Linked DNA regions of Homo sapiens: region 2 is linked to region 1. Evidence: chromatin loops called from intact Hi-C (ENCODE). Cell type or tissue: PC-9. All regions are shown on one strand. Region 1 overlaps LAMB1 (laminin subunit beta 1). Region 2 overlaps LAMB1 (laminin subunit beta 1).

Evidence for each region. Hi-C counts contacts between places; a loop is a spot of excess contacts. Peaks named below come from ENCODE experiments on the same cell type or tissue, not always from the same donor. Only the 100,000 strongest peaks of a DNase experiment are listed, where the experiment ranks them.
Region 2: it touches region 1 in a loop (2.3-fold over the local background); 4 of 110 quality-filtered maps call a loop at or near these places.

The regions. Positions count from the first base shown.
Region 1 is chr7:107,923,678-107,931,677 of GRCh38, reverse strand. LAMB1 (laminin subunit beta 1) reads left to right here. Exons shown (of 34, transcript NM_002291.3): 29 at 178-322; 30 at 2,059-2,266; 31 at 2,473-2,614; 32 at 5,319-5,495; 33 at 7,289-7,448; 34 at 7,591-7,879. The coding sequence ends at 7,727. Among named protein-coding and RNA genes, the nearest start is that of DLD, 36 kb to the right of the region's middle. In PC-9, no CTCF peak of the experiment used is centred here; no DNase peak of the experiment used is centred here; H3K27ac peaks cover 1,073 bases.
Region 2 is chr7:107,973,824-107,981,823 of GRCh38, reverse strand. It overlaps LAMB1 (laminin subunit beta 1), which reads left to right. Exons shown (of 34, transcript NM_002291.3): 8 at 1,013-1,215; 9 at 3,657-3,777; 10 at 5,947-6,135; 11 at 6,411-6,590; 12 at 6,726-6,838. Among named protein-coding and RNA genes, the nearest start is that of LAMB1, 25 kb to the left of the region's middle. RefSeq lists an enhancer at 4,946-5,446. In PC-9, no CTCF peak of the experiment used is centred here; no DNase peak of the experiment used is centred here.

The sequences.
Region 1 (8,000 bases):
ACTGAATACTTGCAGTCTGTAAGATACAATACTTTGTTGAATGGGAGAAAGTTGTTTCCCAGACATATGATTCCAAGTACATAGTTTTTCAACATCATTTTTGAGCCATTTCCAATATTCTGGTCTCCTTTAGAAAGAATGAAAGTCTTCCCTGGGTAATTTATTCTTCATATTTAGGTCTCTGAAGCAAAACTGAGGGCAGATGAGGCAAAACAAAGTGCTGAAGACATTCTGTTGAAGACAAATGCTACCAAAGAAAAAATGGACAAGAGCAATGAGGAGCTGAGAAATCTAATCAAGCAAATCAGAAACTTTTTGACCCGTAAGAAATTTTTTCATTTTACTTTTAGACATTTGTTTCTGTGTGATTCTCTGTTTACATTTTAGATAAAATCCATTTCTGTCAGGGTACTAAGTGACATTTCCAAATAAGAAAAACGTCCGTATATTAAATGTTTCCACTTCTTAAACTTATATATGTGTATCAAATAACTTTCTCCAATGTTACGCAGATACAGACACACCTGATGGGATACTCAGGTAGCCAATCAAAAGTCAAATATTTACATTGAAAATTGAACGTGGAATTTGTTAGAAATTACGTATAGTAATTTCTAACCTTAAAGAAGTGGAGTTTGTTATTTTGGCATTGCCCCCAAAGCTTTGTAATTCTATTATTTACAGGATATTATACCTATAGTTAGTTAAGAGTGTTGCTAGTCACAGTTCAAGTGTTACCAGTAAAGATGGTTTTGGCTGCAAATTACAGAAAACTCTCAAGTGAAAGGGACTTAATCAAAAAGGATGTTTATTATCTCACATCTTAATAAGATATCCAGTAGCAGGATAGCTTCCTGGGTCTGCGACCCACATACTTTTCATCTTTCTACTCTACCATCTTAAGCATATCAGCTTTGTCCTCTAGCTCCTCATGGTTACAAGGTAGCTGCCAAAGTTCCAGACATCATATAAAGATTAATAATGGAAGAAGAGACCACCTATTCCTTGCATCTTTTTAAAAAGGAGGAAGTCTTCCCTAGAAGCCTTTAAGCAGTCATCCTTATAAACCTCACTGGCCAGCAATAAGTCACATGCCAATGCATAAATGTCACTGGAAAATGGAAATGCGATTACAGTAATTCACAAACTAATATTTAATGCTGGGTTGATAATTTTACCTGACTTAGAGGCAGGTACCTGAAAAAAAATCAGTATTCTGTTAGCAAGAAAAAAGGCATGGCTAATAAGGAGTCAACAGTATTTGCTAAGGATATCTTAGGTAATATTTTATGGAAGCCATCATTCAAGTACATATTTTATTTGAATAAATCCTCTGGGGTCCATTTTTATGTTCAATAGTTTAAAACATAAGCAAAGCTTGAAAGTAAATGAGGATCTGACGTATTTGAAGCTTAACTTCATAAACTTTTTTTTTCACCATCTTCCACATTTTACATTTGAAACTCCTTGGCTTTGTTGACAACCCATTATTCCGGTTCTCCTGCTTCTATAATTTTCTCCCTTTCTATAATTTCCTGAATCTAGATCATTTGTAGGAAATATCAAATCTCCATATCTGCATTCACAAGTTTCTGAGCTATTCGTCCAACCTCAATTAAAAGATTTCATTGCCTTTAAGTCTCAGCTTTAAGCTCTGGCCCTCTATGGTTTTCCACAATGTTCAGATTCACTCTGCTATACTTTCCCGTAACATACTCTGCCGTTCCTGTCTCCCCATCTGGAATTGTCCTTTCTTCTTTCAAATTCTATTATCCCTTAAAATCTGATCAGCTCCTCATCTTCCACGAAGGTTTCCCTCACTACCCAGCCTAAAACAAATTCTAGTAGTACTCAATTGTCTGCAGTTACTTTTTTGTGTGTGTAGGTCTCATCTCCCCTCAAAATCCCAGATAGATTATAAACTCTTAAACAGGAAGTTAGTGTCTCTTGGTGTGTAACCCCACCATGCTAGTCCATAGTAGATGACCAGTAAGTGGTTGAATGAATGAACCATCTATTCTTTTCACCTCTTTTTGGGGACATCTTTGCTTTTCACAGAGGATAGTGCTGATTTGGACAGCATTGAAGCAGTTGCTAATGAAGTATTGAAAATGGAGATGCCTAGCACCCCACAGCAGTTACAGAACTTGACAGAAGATATACGTGAACGAGTTGAAAGCCTTTCTCAAGTAGAGGTTATTCTTCAGCATAGTGCTGCTGACATTGCCAGAGCTGAGATGTTGTTAGAAGAAGCTAAAAGAGCAAGGTATCTAAAGACATGGCATCTAAGGGGCTTATTTTGTGTATCTATCATGGAGTAAAAAGTATCTCTTTAACCAATGAAACTTCTAAGAAGGACCTATGCGAGTCTCTCTGGGTCATTTCAGGAAGGCTATTCTTTAAAGAAAAGAACACTGAGAGTACTTTTTTCATGTTCAGCAACAATATACTGTCTCATTATTTTTTACTCAGCAAAAGTGCAACAGATGTTAAAGTCACTGCAGATATGGTAAAGGAAGCTCTGGAAGAAGCAGAAAAGGCCCAGGTCGCAGCAGAGAAGGCAATTAAACAAGCAGATGAAGACATTCAAGGAACCCAGAACCTGTTAACTTCGGTAGGCATACACAATCATTACATGAATGGGAACACACCTACATATACACTTACCAGAAAAGTACATTTGTTATCTATGAACAGAAATTCTTACAACTCAACATTAAAGGATTCCTTTAATAAATCTAAACTACTCCGTTAGCATGGATGCTAAAAATAAGTGGAGATAGGTTTTCAAGGAATAAAAGGACTCTGATTCAGACACTGGACCATTACGTCCCATCTCATTTTCTCCCCCACAAAGTCTGAGAAAGATAAAAACTTCTATTCTTGGGCGGGCATGGTGGCTCACGCCTGTAATTCCAGCATTTTGGGAGGCCGAGGTGGGTGGGTCATTTGAGGTCAGTAGTTCAAGACCAGCGTGGCCAACATGGCAAAACCCCTTCTCTACTAAAGATACAAAAGTTAGCTGGGCATAGTGGTGTGTGCCTGTAGTCCCAGCTACCTGGGAGGCTAAGGCAGGAGAATTGCTTGAACCGGGGAGGTCGAGGTTGCAATGAGCTGAGATCACACCACTGTACTCCAGTCTGGGCAACAGAGACTCCATCTCAAAAAAAAAAAAAGCACTCCTATTCATTGAGGAAACAGCATATACTCTGTTCAGTAGTATGAAGTATAATAATTTTAGAAAACTGTCCTGATGTTATAAAGCAGCTTATCTGGTTAAGAAGGCCAATGTCTCAAGATTTTGGTCATCAAACATTTTACTATATAGTAGTTTTGGAAACTATGGGAGAACAGTCAGTCTGCTTTCAATACCCAATTCTAGAGAAACCTAATAGAGCACTTATAGCTAAACAATCTGTTCTGTTTAGAATGCATGGAAAACTTAATGTTTTTTATAAGAAATATACTGTGACTACCAGATATTAAAAGTACTCATTACGAATTTTTCATAGGGATCTAGCACCTTGCTCTAAAAATCCTCTTTATCTCTTAAAAGAAGTAATGCAAACATAATTCCATTAAATTCTTTTGTTTCTCAGAAAGTTAATGTTTTCGTTCCAATTTTACGAGTTTTTAAAAAATGAAGAAAATTGATGAGTTATCTAATCCCTATACAGGTTCTCAGAATATACTTTGAAATTAAATGCTCCCATACCCAGCATTGTCAGCCTTCTCAGGCCAATCCTCCATGTGTTTAAAACCTGGGAAGATGAATTTTCAACATGCTTTTCTTACCATTAGTTGGTAAAAACCTGTGTTCCCCTATTCTATTGCTGTCAGTTAAATGAAGGCCAATAATTCTGTCCATTTTCCTCCTTAAATTTCGAGTATCAATAAGACTTTTTCTTCAGGCTATTTGTTCAAGTTTAGAAAAATTATGTTTTCCCACCAGACTATAAATATTTTGATGTTTCGATCTCTAGGTTTTTCCATTTTCTCAGTTTGCTGTTAATATTTTAGTGAATATTATGTCAGTGACTGTAGAAATTATTGTTTTGAAAGCCAGGTGCAGCAGTGTGTGCCTGTAGTCCCAGCCACTTGGGAGGTGGAGGTGAGAGGATCACTTAAGGCCAAGAGTTTGAGACTATAGTGCACTATGATCATGCCTGTAAACAAACAGTCACTGCACTCCAGCCTGGGAAATATAGCAAGACCCTGTTTCTTGAAAAAAATTGTTCTGAAAAGCAAATTAGAAAATACTGAATTATAGGTGAGATGTGGCTTGATGATGCAAGTTAATAATTGGGGTTCTGTTTTTCAGGGGCCCTAGGGGGCAGGAAGTGTTTTAGGTTAGTAACAATAAGAAACAAAGAGAACCTCTAACTAAACTGTGTTCATGAAAGCTTATCAGAAACAATTCACTCAAACTTTATCTTCTAAGAATTATAATTTCTAAGAATTTTATTCTAATTAAAGGGTCCTTAGGTTTGAAATATTTACAAATTTTAGCCTATGTCTTATACTGACCCTTATTAACTTCATTATAGCAGTACTGTTATTCAGTTAATTCTATGTAATTAGACCCATCCTTGAAGATCATTTTAAAGAAAAATTGAGTGCTCAGTGAAATTGATTCTTTTGTCATGGGCTCAACTGCTTACTTTGGCTAGCTTTTAAAAGTCAATGTTTATTGATTCTACTTTGAAAGGAGATCAGATGTGGATCCTCACCAGTTGCCCAGATATTTTTTTTTCCCTAAATAACTTTGTGTATTTAGAGTTTACAGCTGTAACGTTCCCAGACCATACATCATCTCACAATTCTATAGAAATTCAAAGAACATCCCTAGTCTCCATGTCTTCAGTAATTAGCTGAAATCTCCACTACTAGAGTTTAACATTTATTTTCCCACTCACATTAAGTTGGAAATTTATGTGGAAATCCCTCTTCGCACAGCTGCTTATTTGTGAATGTTCTTTAGCCAAAGTTTGCAGGTGTCCTTAAAATGCTTTCTCAACACATCATGCTCCTTGGGGAGGTGGGGTTTTTTGTTTTTTTTTACTGTCAGAAAAAATTTTACATCAATCTCAGCTTAGATCATCAGAAGTACTGAAAGAATGAAGTGAATATATGAAATGTAGCAAAGACTAAAGTTAGATACTTCATGTAACTTTTCCTGAAATATTCTTTTTAGTAATTACTTCTTTTGGTCTAGAGCAAAATGGCACAGCAGACTTTTAAATCTTCCTCCAAACTTGTACTCATAGTAATTCCATTTCTTAAACTAATGTCTTGCTGGAAAATTGACATGCTTTTAGATTGAGTCTGAAACAGCAGCTTCTGAGGAAACCTTGTTCAACGCGTCCCAGCGCATCAGCGAGTTAGAGAGGAATGTGGAAGAACTTAAGCGGAAAGCTGCCCAAAACTCCGGGGAGGCAGAATATATTGAAAAAGTAGTATATACTGTGAAGCAAAGTGCAGAAGATGTTAAGAAGGTACGTAAATCTTTGTAATTTCAGAGCTATGTTGTTAAAGGAGCCACCAGTCTCCTCCTTGCCTGCCTTAGAGTAAGGGACATGGACCTAACAGAAACAGAATTCATCAGAAATATCAAATGACCTGTTTTGCAACAGCCGTCTTTAGAAGTGTGGATGGGAAAGAATATGGAAATATCTAATAAGTATGACCTATGTCCTCAAATCCAAATTTGGACAAGAGTTTAGAAGAACGGAATTAACTTAGGGGTAGAAGTCTCAAAACAGGCTTTTTTTTTTTTTTTAAACCAACTATATTGACAAAAACCAGTCATATTGAACTTTTATTTCTGTGCGGTAGTCAGTTAAATTCTTCATGGCATATAGTAATTATCAGGCCATTTGAGAATATTTTACAAGCAGGTTGGAACAGAGAACAGGTAGTAGGAAACCAAATCTTATCTCTTTGAGACTCATTTTGAATTAACTACCCCTCACCTCTCATTCGAAGGCACTATATTTTGCAGAGAAAAACTCACACAACCCAAATGTTTAATCAGAAGCCATGTAATAACTGAAACACATGTTCAGTTTCTCAATAATGCTTATTTCTAAAGAGAACATTAAAAACTTGGTGGCGCCGGGGTGGGGCTTAAAACCATTGAATCACTGGTCCCCAACTTTTTTGGCACCAAGGACCAGTTTCCTGGAAGACAATTTTTCCAGACTCGGGGGTGGGGATGGTTTCAGGATGAAACTGTTCCAGCTCAGATCAGGCATTAGATTCCATAAGGAGTGCACAACCTAGATCCCTTGCATGCACAGTTCCCAATAGGATTCGTGCTCCTATGAGAATCTAATGTCACCACTGATCTGACAGAAGGTGGAGCTCAGGCAATAATACTTGCCTGCCCACCCAGTTCCTAACTGGTCCGTAGGCCTGGGGGCACCTGCATTTACTGACCTAATTTCAGTATTTAACTCCCTACTATTCAAAAATTTTCTGGAAGTTACTGTAGCTTTTCGGGCATTACGTAAGAGTAACTTTCCCTACCTCTCTCTAGGTTGGGAAAGAGAACAAAACAATGAGAAAAGTTCACTGCCACAATATCAGACAGCTGTCTTTTCTGTTTTGGTTTGTGTGGTTTCCTGCAGTACTGAGGACACAAATTTCTCAAGTACTCTGCTTCAGGGCATTTTGCATAATGACATTTTATCACAAGAGAAAGGAACAAAATCTCTTGAAATGAAATTTCCATAAATGGCTATTTGAACAGTTTCTAAAAAGAATCATTTGCATTCCAACCCCACACCCCATTTCTCTTCTCCTCACTCACTTCTTGCATATGCTACAATCTCACCTTTCCTTCCTGTATCTTTTGTTTAATCTTTTTCCTCTGATTTCCTTATAAGCAAGTCTTCACAAATCCTAATTTAGTCAAGATCCAAAGAGCCTCCACTTCTTCAATATGGGCTTCTCTAATGTCTAATCTACTTTTGAAAAATCTGCGCTTCTCTATGTAATTTGCAATACAATTATGCTACAACTTTTCTATAGAAAAGTAATAATCAGGAGAATGAGGACTTAGCCCTAAGGATTTGCTGCAACTCCAGAATTTTTTGAAATGTTCTTTAAAATCATGTCAATTTTGCATTCAATTCCACTGTTTGAAGATAAAATTTTAAATTACTTACCAGTGAATATCCTTGGTGGCCCTTAATCCAGAATGCATGCCATGATTACACTATTGCTCTTAAATGTAATTACTGACACTAACATTACCACTTCTTTCTGTCTAAATGTGGAACTATAGACTTTAGATGGTGAACTTGATGAAAAGTATAAAAAAGTAGAAAATTTAATTGCCAAAAAAACTGAAGAGTCAGCTGATGCCAGAAGGAAAGCCGAAATGCTACAAAATGAAGCAAAAACTCTTTTAGCTCAAGCAAATAGCAAGCTGCAACTGCTCAAAGGTGGGTCTTTTCACACAGGCTTATTTTTTAAATTACTTTAAGGCATCCATAGTTTATTTAAAAGTGAAAAATATATTCACTTTGTCTTGAGATCATCATAGTATAAATTGCTCAGACTTTATATATATATATCTCCCCACAGATTTAGAAAGAAAATATGAAGACAATCAAAGATACTTAGAAGATAAAGCTCAAGAATTAGCAAGACTGGAAGGAGAAGTCCGTTCACTCCTAAAGGATATAAGCCAGAAAGTTGCTGTGTATAGCACATGCTTGTAACAGAGGAGAATAAAAAATGGCTGAGGTGAACAAGGTAAAACAACTACATTTTAAAAACTGACTTAATGCTCTTCAAAATAAAACATCACCTATTTAATGTTTTTAATCACATTTTGTATGGAGTTAAATAAAGTACAGTGCTTTTGTATATATTTTGGTGTACTTGTTACTTTCACTGATTGTTGATGAATCCCTTTTTTCACTGTAAACGTGGATTTATAAACAAGTTTACTGCGTCCATGAAGACCCTAATTTATGTTGTCTATAAACAAG
Region 2 (8,000 bases), 50 kb before region 1:
TCCCTTCCAAAAATAGAGACAAAAATGTTTCTAACTATCTTATAATAACAATGAGAACTGGAGTGCTTTGATAAATCTTTTCCTACCTGAATGGAATTTTCTCATGTTGAAACTGACATTAATTGCTGTGGGAAGCAGATGGCATTGTGCTACTTCAAATTACTGTCTGCCCGCAGGTTCCAGCAGTCATGCAGCTGCGTTCTTATAATTTCTCCACTTTCACACTTCTTCCTAAATAGCTGTTCTGCAAACAGACCCATCACAGAATAGCTACTCTTTTTTGTTGTCGTTCAGGCAACTCTCCTGCCTCAACCTCCAGAGTAACTGGGATTACAGATGCCTGCCACCACACCTGGCTAATTTTTTTTTTTTTTTTTTAAACAGTTTTGCTCTTGTCGTTCAGGCTGGAGTGCAATGGCACAATCTCGGCTCACTGCAACCTCCACCTCCCAGGTTCAAGCGATTCTCCTGCCTCAGTCTCCCTAGTAGCTGGGATTACAGGCGGATGCCATGATGCCCAGCTACTTTTTGTATTTTTAGTAGAGATGGGGTTTCACCATGTTGGTCAAGGCTGGTTTTGAACTCCTGACCTCAGGTGATCCGCCCACCTCGGCCTCCCAAAATGCTGGGAATACAGGTGTGAGCCACCGCGCCCGGTCTAATTTTTGTATTTTTTTAGAGATGGGGTTTTGCCATGTTGGCCAGGCAGGTCTCGAACTCCTGACCTCAAGTGATCCACCTGCCTTGGCCTCCCAAAGTGCTGGAATTACAGGTGTGAGCTACCACGCCCGGCCGACATTCTTATGAAACTGATGAGAGGGCAGTAACCTTTCCTCTTTGCAGTCATGTTATGTTAGGCTTCACTATTGGAGTCATCTAGATCATACAAGAGGAGGAACTTAAGCTATTTTCATGTGTCATGCCTTTCTCTAAAAAGAAATGATGCAAGGAAAAAAAAAAAAACTTCTTGCTTGTCTGATCAGACTTTTCATCTTCTTGATGACCTTCCTAGATTTATTAAAAATTACCAACTTGAGAATCAAGTTTGTGAAACTGCATACTTTGGGAGATAACCTTCTGGATTCCAGGATGGAAATCAGAGAAAAGTATTATTATGCAGTTTATGATATGGTGGTTCGAGGAAATTGCTTCTGCTATGGTCATGCCAGCGAATGTGCCCCTGTGGATGGATTCAATGAAGAAGTGGAAGGAATGGTAAGTAAGCCCTCTGTGCACCTTTCTCCTTTATGTGGCTGGTAATAAAATGCAAAGTGAAGCTAGTCTTACCTTAAGCCTTTTACATTTTCTGGGGGTTTTAGTTTTACAGAGTTACATTTAGCCCTTTGCACCATACAGGTAGCTGATTGTTGATTTTCTCTTTGAAGAGTTTCTTGGACACGGAGAATGTACAGACTACTCATTTCATAGACGATGAATTTTTGGAATTTGTTGCTTCAGGCTATTGCTAAAGTAGATATTTTAGTCAACAAGGATTAAAAAGTTGTCTAAATAACAATTGAGTCTGCCTTTACATAGGGAAGATTAAAAACCGCAGTTATGCTAGAAGGCATAAATTGATCTCAACCCAAAGAAATGGATTTTTTTTTTTTTTTCTTGAGACAGAGTCTTGCTGTGTTGCCCAGACTGGAGTGCAGTGGTGCAATTTCAGCTCACTGCACCATCCGCATCCTGGGTTCAAGCAATTCTTGTGCCTCAGCCTCCCAAATACCTGGGATTATAGGCCCACACCACCATGTCTGGCTAATTTTTGTGTTTTTAGTAGAGGTGGGGTTTCATCATGTTGGCTAGGCTGATCTCAAACTCCTGACCTCAAGTGATCCACACACCTCAGCCTCCCAAGTAGCTGGGATTACAGGCATGTGCCACCGTATCTGGCTAATTTTGTATTTTTAGTAGAGACAGGGCTTCTCCATATTGGTCAGGCTGATCTCAAACTCCTGACCTCAAGTGATCCGCACACCTCTGCCTCCCAAAGTGCTGGAATTACAGGCGTGAGCCAATGCGCCCTGCCCACGGCTGGAAAATTTTAACCCACACCCATGGGATATCATTTTAGGGATCAAATGGAGTTGGTTTCTTTCTATCTTTTCCTCCTAATTCCATTCTTTTCCCCACTTTTATGCCACATTTGCAACTTATGTACATTTTGAAATTTGGGATTTGGGTGATTTGCCAAATGGATAGATGAGTTTATTCTATTAGTATCTAGGAGAATTCTTACAGACCTAGAGGATTTTAAGGCCAGATAGGACTTATGAGATCACCTAGACCAACTATTGGTGATAGAGCCCAAGGATTAAGTAATTTACTAGAGAGCCCTAAGTAAATGAGCAGCAGGTGGAAGCTCAAGCCTCTCCTCACTCAGCCCCAGGGTTCCTTCCCCTAAGCTGTGGCCTCCCCTCATGAAGGCTGTGCTTATGTGCTGTTGCCTTTTCAAAGATTGTTAGTCCTTAGAAGGTACAGGATTGAGTGTATTCAGCCCTTTAAAAACTTCTGCCTTCCCTTTACTCCAGTTAGAACTTTTGTTGCACAACAGAAGTTGAATTTTTGACGGAGCCTGAAGGGGAGGGAGGTATTTCTCTAATCTTATTGGTCCATCTTTCAGAATGCTAGGTAGATTATGTTCCCTTTACGGCATAACAAATCAGCTGTGTAGCTAATGTCCTGTTACTATCACGGGTCTCACAGCATGTGCTGTTGATTCAGGCCCAGTAGGGTCTTATGGTATGTGCTTTGGAACTGGTTTTCAGTTTATGTAAAACCACCTGGTAATAACAGGACTTTAGTCTTCTGCTAACTGCATTCCCACCAAGGTGGGTCCAGGAGGGACCTGTCTGTCCTGTTCCTGAATTCCATTCTGTAGAAACTCTTGTTAAGGTGAGATGCCCATATACATGCATATTTAGTGGACCAAAAGGCCGTAATTCATTTATCATTTATATGCCTCAAGGGTCGTAAGTGTGCCTTACAGTGACACAAGGCAAAATCATATATCATGGGCCTTTCATCAGGCAAATTAATATATTTCTTTTACGAGATCTTATATTTCCTTACATAAAAGGAAAACATAAATGTAAATGTGATAAATGATTAATTTTTAAAATTTTACTGTCATTGAAAGAAAAATTTAAGTGCTATGCCTGAAGTAAAAAAAACTAAAATAAGCTAGCTAACAAAAACCTTTTTAAAAAAATGGTGATTTGGCTAAGTGGTAAATCGTGCAGTAATATAAATTGGTTTCCAGGTGGTATGTATGCATTTAGTTCTACATTATAACTTTTGTAGATTTCTATTACAATAGGTTTTCTTAAAAAAATCTTAAGTAACTAGTTTTTTTTTTTTTTTTTAATTTTAAGTAATTTTCTTCATCTGGGTTCTTTTCATAGATACTCAGTAAAATATTTCTTGTGCATCCACTATGTAATAGGAACATTCTAGAGATGAGGCATGTAGCCATCAACAAGACAGACAACTCACTGCAGGCAGGGAGAAAATAAAAACAACCAAACAACCCTTTTCTGTGGTGAGCTAGAGATTAGTATGAAAAAGGGTTTTAAACTTTCAATTGATTATGGAGAAACGTGGCTATTCATACATCTCTTCCTTTGTTCTCTCCTGTTTTTATAACTTTCAAGGTTCACGGACACTGCATGTGCAGGCATAACACCAAGGGCTTAAACTGTGAACTCTGCATGGATTTCTACCATGATTTACCTTGGAGACCTGCTGAAGGCCGAAACAGCAACGCCTGTAAAAGTAAGTCTGTGTTGAAGGGACATTTTAAATCCATTCAGGCTCTAGTATCCATTTCCTAATTAGAGGTACTGTAACAGTGTACTGTTTTGCAGAGGGTAGAAAAGTTACTGTCTTTTTTCCAGCTTCACCCTGATACTCCTAGACAACCAACAATCTGCATTCAGTTAATTAATATTCACTGAACAGCCTCTGTGTGTTTGACACTGAGCTGAGTAGTTTGGCAGCTACAGTAGAAAACTAAGGTGCTGTCCTTGACATTGTATCTGTTTTGTTTTTTGGTTTTTTTTTGTCGCCTAGGCTGTAGTGCAGTGGCACAGGCGGCTCACTGCAACCTCTGCCTCCCAGGTTCAAGCGATTCTCCTGGAGTAGCTGAGATTACAGGCACGCGCCACCATGCCCTGCTAATTTTTTTTGTAATTTTAGTAGAGGAGAGGTTTCATCGTGTTAGTCAGGCTGGTCTTGAACTCCTGACCTCAAGTGATCTACCCACCTTGGCCTCCCAAAGTGCTGGGAGTTTACAGATGTGAGCCACCGCGCCAGGGCTGTTTTTAAGGCAAGATGACCGTGAGAGAAAAATGAAAGAACTATATGGCAGGGTAGCTGATGAAGGTCTAAGAGATATGGAGTAGCATTTTTGGCCTTGTTTCTGTGCCAGTCCAGCTGCGGCCTCTGGCATACCTCCCTCCATCCATCTCAGGGGTTTTCTCCGGGTGGAGATGTAGCCGGCAACACCACTGCCCCTCCCCACTCCACAAACAGTGATTCTGATGCATGTCCTCCCCTTGAAGAGCAGCTCCGCCTCTGCCCCCACTGAGAAGGACTATTATAGAAGTTCAGCAGCCAGTGAGAGCTGGAGTGGTCAAGGCTTGCTTTGTAGGTAAAAACCAGATGGCCCTTGATGGATACTTAACATGGAGAAGGAAGGGAGGGAGGGAGGAAGGGAAGGGGAGGAAAGGAAGGAAGGAGAGAGAGGAAAGGAAGGAAGGAGGGAGAGGAAAGGAAGGAAGGAGGGAGAGGAAAGGAAGGAAGGAGAGAGAGGAAAGGAAGGAAGGAGGAAGAGGAAAGGAAGGAAGGAGGGAGAGGAAAGGAAGGAAGGAGGGAGAGGAAAGGAAGGAAGGAGAGAGAGGAAAGGAAGGAAGGAGCAAGAGGAAAGGAAGGAAGGAGCAAGAGGAAAGGAAGGAAGGAAGGAGAGGAAAGGAAGGAAGGAGAGAGAGGAAAGAAAAGGAAAAGAGAGGAAGGAAGATGGGAGGGAGTTCAGGTAAGAACAACAATGTGAAGCACAAGGCCGCAAGGATGTTCTTGAAACCATCACAGAGTCCATGCTGGGAAGGATTACTCCAAGGTTCACTTCAACCAGTGTATTGAGAGCAGTACTCTGTTGGGCACCAAGGATGTGAGTAGATAAGACACAGTCCCTCTTCTGCAGGCTGTTGTGTTGCAGGGGGAGACAGGCAAGGTGGGAGGCTGGAGTGCAGAGGCTCAGGAGGGCCAGGCTGAGTCAAGCTTCCCTGTGCAAAGACAAGAATGGGATTGTTAAGCCCGAGAGCGAGATGATTAAAGCTGGGTGGCACCAAGATGACCGCCGAATGGGCTCGCAGAAGGAAGCGCTGCACCCAAGGGGGTCAGCTAGCTGGCTGTTAAACAGACCTACCTTCCTTACTATGGCCTGGCCTGGTGTGGTGGTGGGAATATGGGAATACGGAGAAGGGAATCCATCCTTCAGGCCTCACGGTCCTTGAAGCAGGGAGCCCGTGGACAGGCTTTCCTAGCAGCACATCATCTGGAAGGTCCCTCGCTACAGTGTTCTTCCATCCAGTCCCACCTCGAGTGGACCAGAAAGCGCCCTCAGTGGGATGGCAGCCATCCTCTGTCATACACTTCCAAAGGGACTTTCCCTTAGAGTTTTCCATTTTTCATAGCCCATTCTCTTCCACAGAGGTCAGATAACTGTTTATTTTATAAAGTTCACATTTTTGAGATTTCTCATCTACTTTAGGGTTTAAACAGTGTCATCGGTGGATGCGTCCTTTTTCCCCAGGAGTCCTGCTTGTTGACTGCCATTTTGTCTGAACTTAGTCCCTGGTTTCCTAAAGGATCTTCCTGCCACCCCCATCCTCCATTGGTCCATAGATTTAAAAAGCTTTTCTTGACGTTGCTCTTGTCACGCAGAATGTAACTGCAATGAACATTCCATCTCTTGTCACTTTGACATGGCTGTTTACCTGGCCACGGGGAACGTCAGCGGAGGCGTGTGTGATGACTGTCAGCACAACACCATGGGGCGCAACTGTGAGCAGTGCAAGCCGTTTTACTACCAGCACCCAGAGAGGGACATCCGAGATCCTAATTTCTGTGAACGTATGTTGAGAAATGTCACTCACTGTGTGGGACCTACTTCAGATTGCCTTCCAAACTGAATAGTCAGTAGTCTCAGAGCTCATAGTATGAGCAGTAAAGCCAGCATTGTTATTGTAATTGCAGTTGAAGACGCTGGGAGTGGAATTTACTTGGTAGTTGTGCTGCTTTTAGTCGACTTTTGTGAGATTTAGAGGGAGGAAGGGAATATATGTATTTATACAAAGATACATTGAGTTTCCTCCTGATTTTAACCTGGTGCTTTGCATTCTTCTCAGGATGTACGTGTGACCCAGCTGGCTCTCAAAATGAGGGAATTTGTGACAGCTATACTGATTTTTCTACTGGTCTCATTGCTGGCCAGTGTCGGTGTAAATTAAATGTGGAAGGAGAACATTGTGATGTTTGCAAAGAAGGCTTCTATGATTTAAGCAGTGAAGATCCATTTGGTTGTAAATGTAGGTCTGTTTGCTAAAAAGTTTGGGAGTTTTCTTGTGTTTGAAATTCCCATTTTACTTTGTAATTCCAAAGCCAGATTATTATTTGAAACTCACGTGGTCTGTGTTTCTCCACTTCATTTTGTTTTAATACAGCTTGTGCTTGCAATCCTCTGGGAACAATTCCTGGAGGGAATCCTTGTGATTCCGAGACAGGTCACTGCTACTGCAAGCGTCTGGTGACAGGACAGCATTGTGACCAGTGCCTGGTAAGTAAATCCTCATTACGTGGGATGGGTGGTTGGTGAGGATGACATGTTTTAATAGAGAAGCCTTTTCGCCATTGTAGAGTCTGCGATCACCCTCACGTGTACGTGTTAAAAGACATGAGTAGACAATGCACACAATAGGAATTACTAATGGATGATTTCACAAGATGTTCACCATCCCTGTTAGAAGTGTAAAGGAAAGCCACAATAAAATACCACTTTTATAGACACAATTAACACAAGTTTTTAAAAATGGGAATGTTTACTATTAGGATATCATGAGGTACTGCTACTTCTTGGCTGCTGGTGGGCATCCATATTGGTTTGTACTTTTGTGAAAAGCATTTTGGAGATACATATCAGTAGCTTGTAGAAATGGGCATACCCTTTGACCCAGTAACCCCACCTCTGGGAATCTATTCTAATGAAATAATCAGAAAATTGGACAAAGATTTATTCTCCAGAAGACTCATTGCATCTTTTATTAATCATAGCAGAAGACTTGGAAACAACAGTGGAAAAATAGTTAAGTGTGGGGACTTCTATACAATGTAATATTTGGTTGCCACTGAAAATGACAATAACATCAGGAAATGCTCATGCTGCTTGCTATATTTAAAAAAAAAAACACACACAGGATATGAATAGTATCTTGATTAAGTAGGAAATAAAATTCATCAAGGAAAACAAAATCTGGAAGGAAATACACCAAAAAGTTCACTGTAATAATTCCAAGTAGGATAATTATGAGATAAGTTTTTAAAAATCTGTATTTTTAATAACATTGTTATACTTTCTAATTTAGGGAGGATTCACTACCCCCAAATTATTACCATTAAATATGTATATTTATATATAATCTTAATATATTCTTAAAGGAGATTTCTGGAAGTCTAAATTGATGAGCCTGGTCAGGTGTGATGACTCATACTTGTAATCTCAGTGCTTTGGGTGGCCAAGGCAGGAGGAATGCTTGAGATCATGAGTTTGAGACCAGCAAGACCCCATCTCTAAAATTTTTTAAAATCATAAATAAAATAGGCTGGGCACAATGGCTCACACCTGTAATCCCACCACTTTGGGAGGCTGAGGCAGGTGGATCACTTGTCAGGAGTTCAAGACTAGCCTGGCCAACATGATGAAACGCCATCTCTACTAAAAA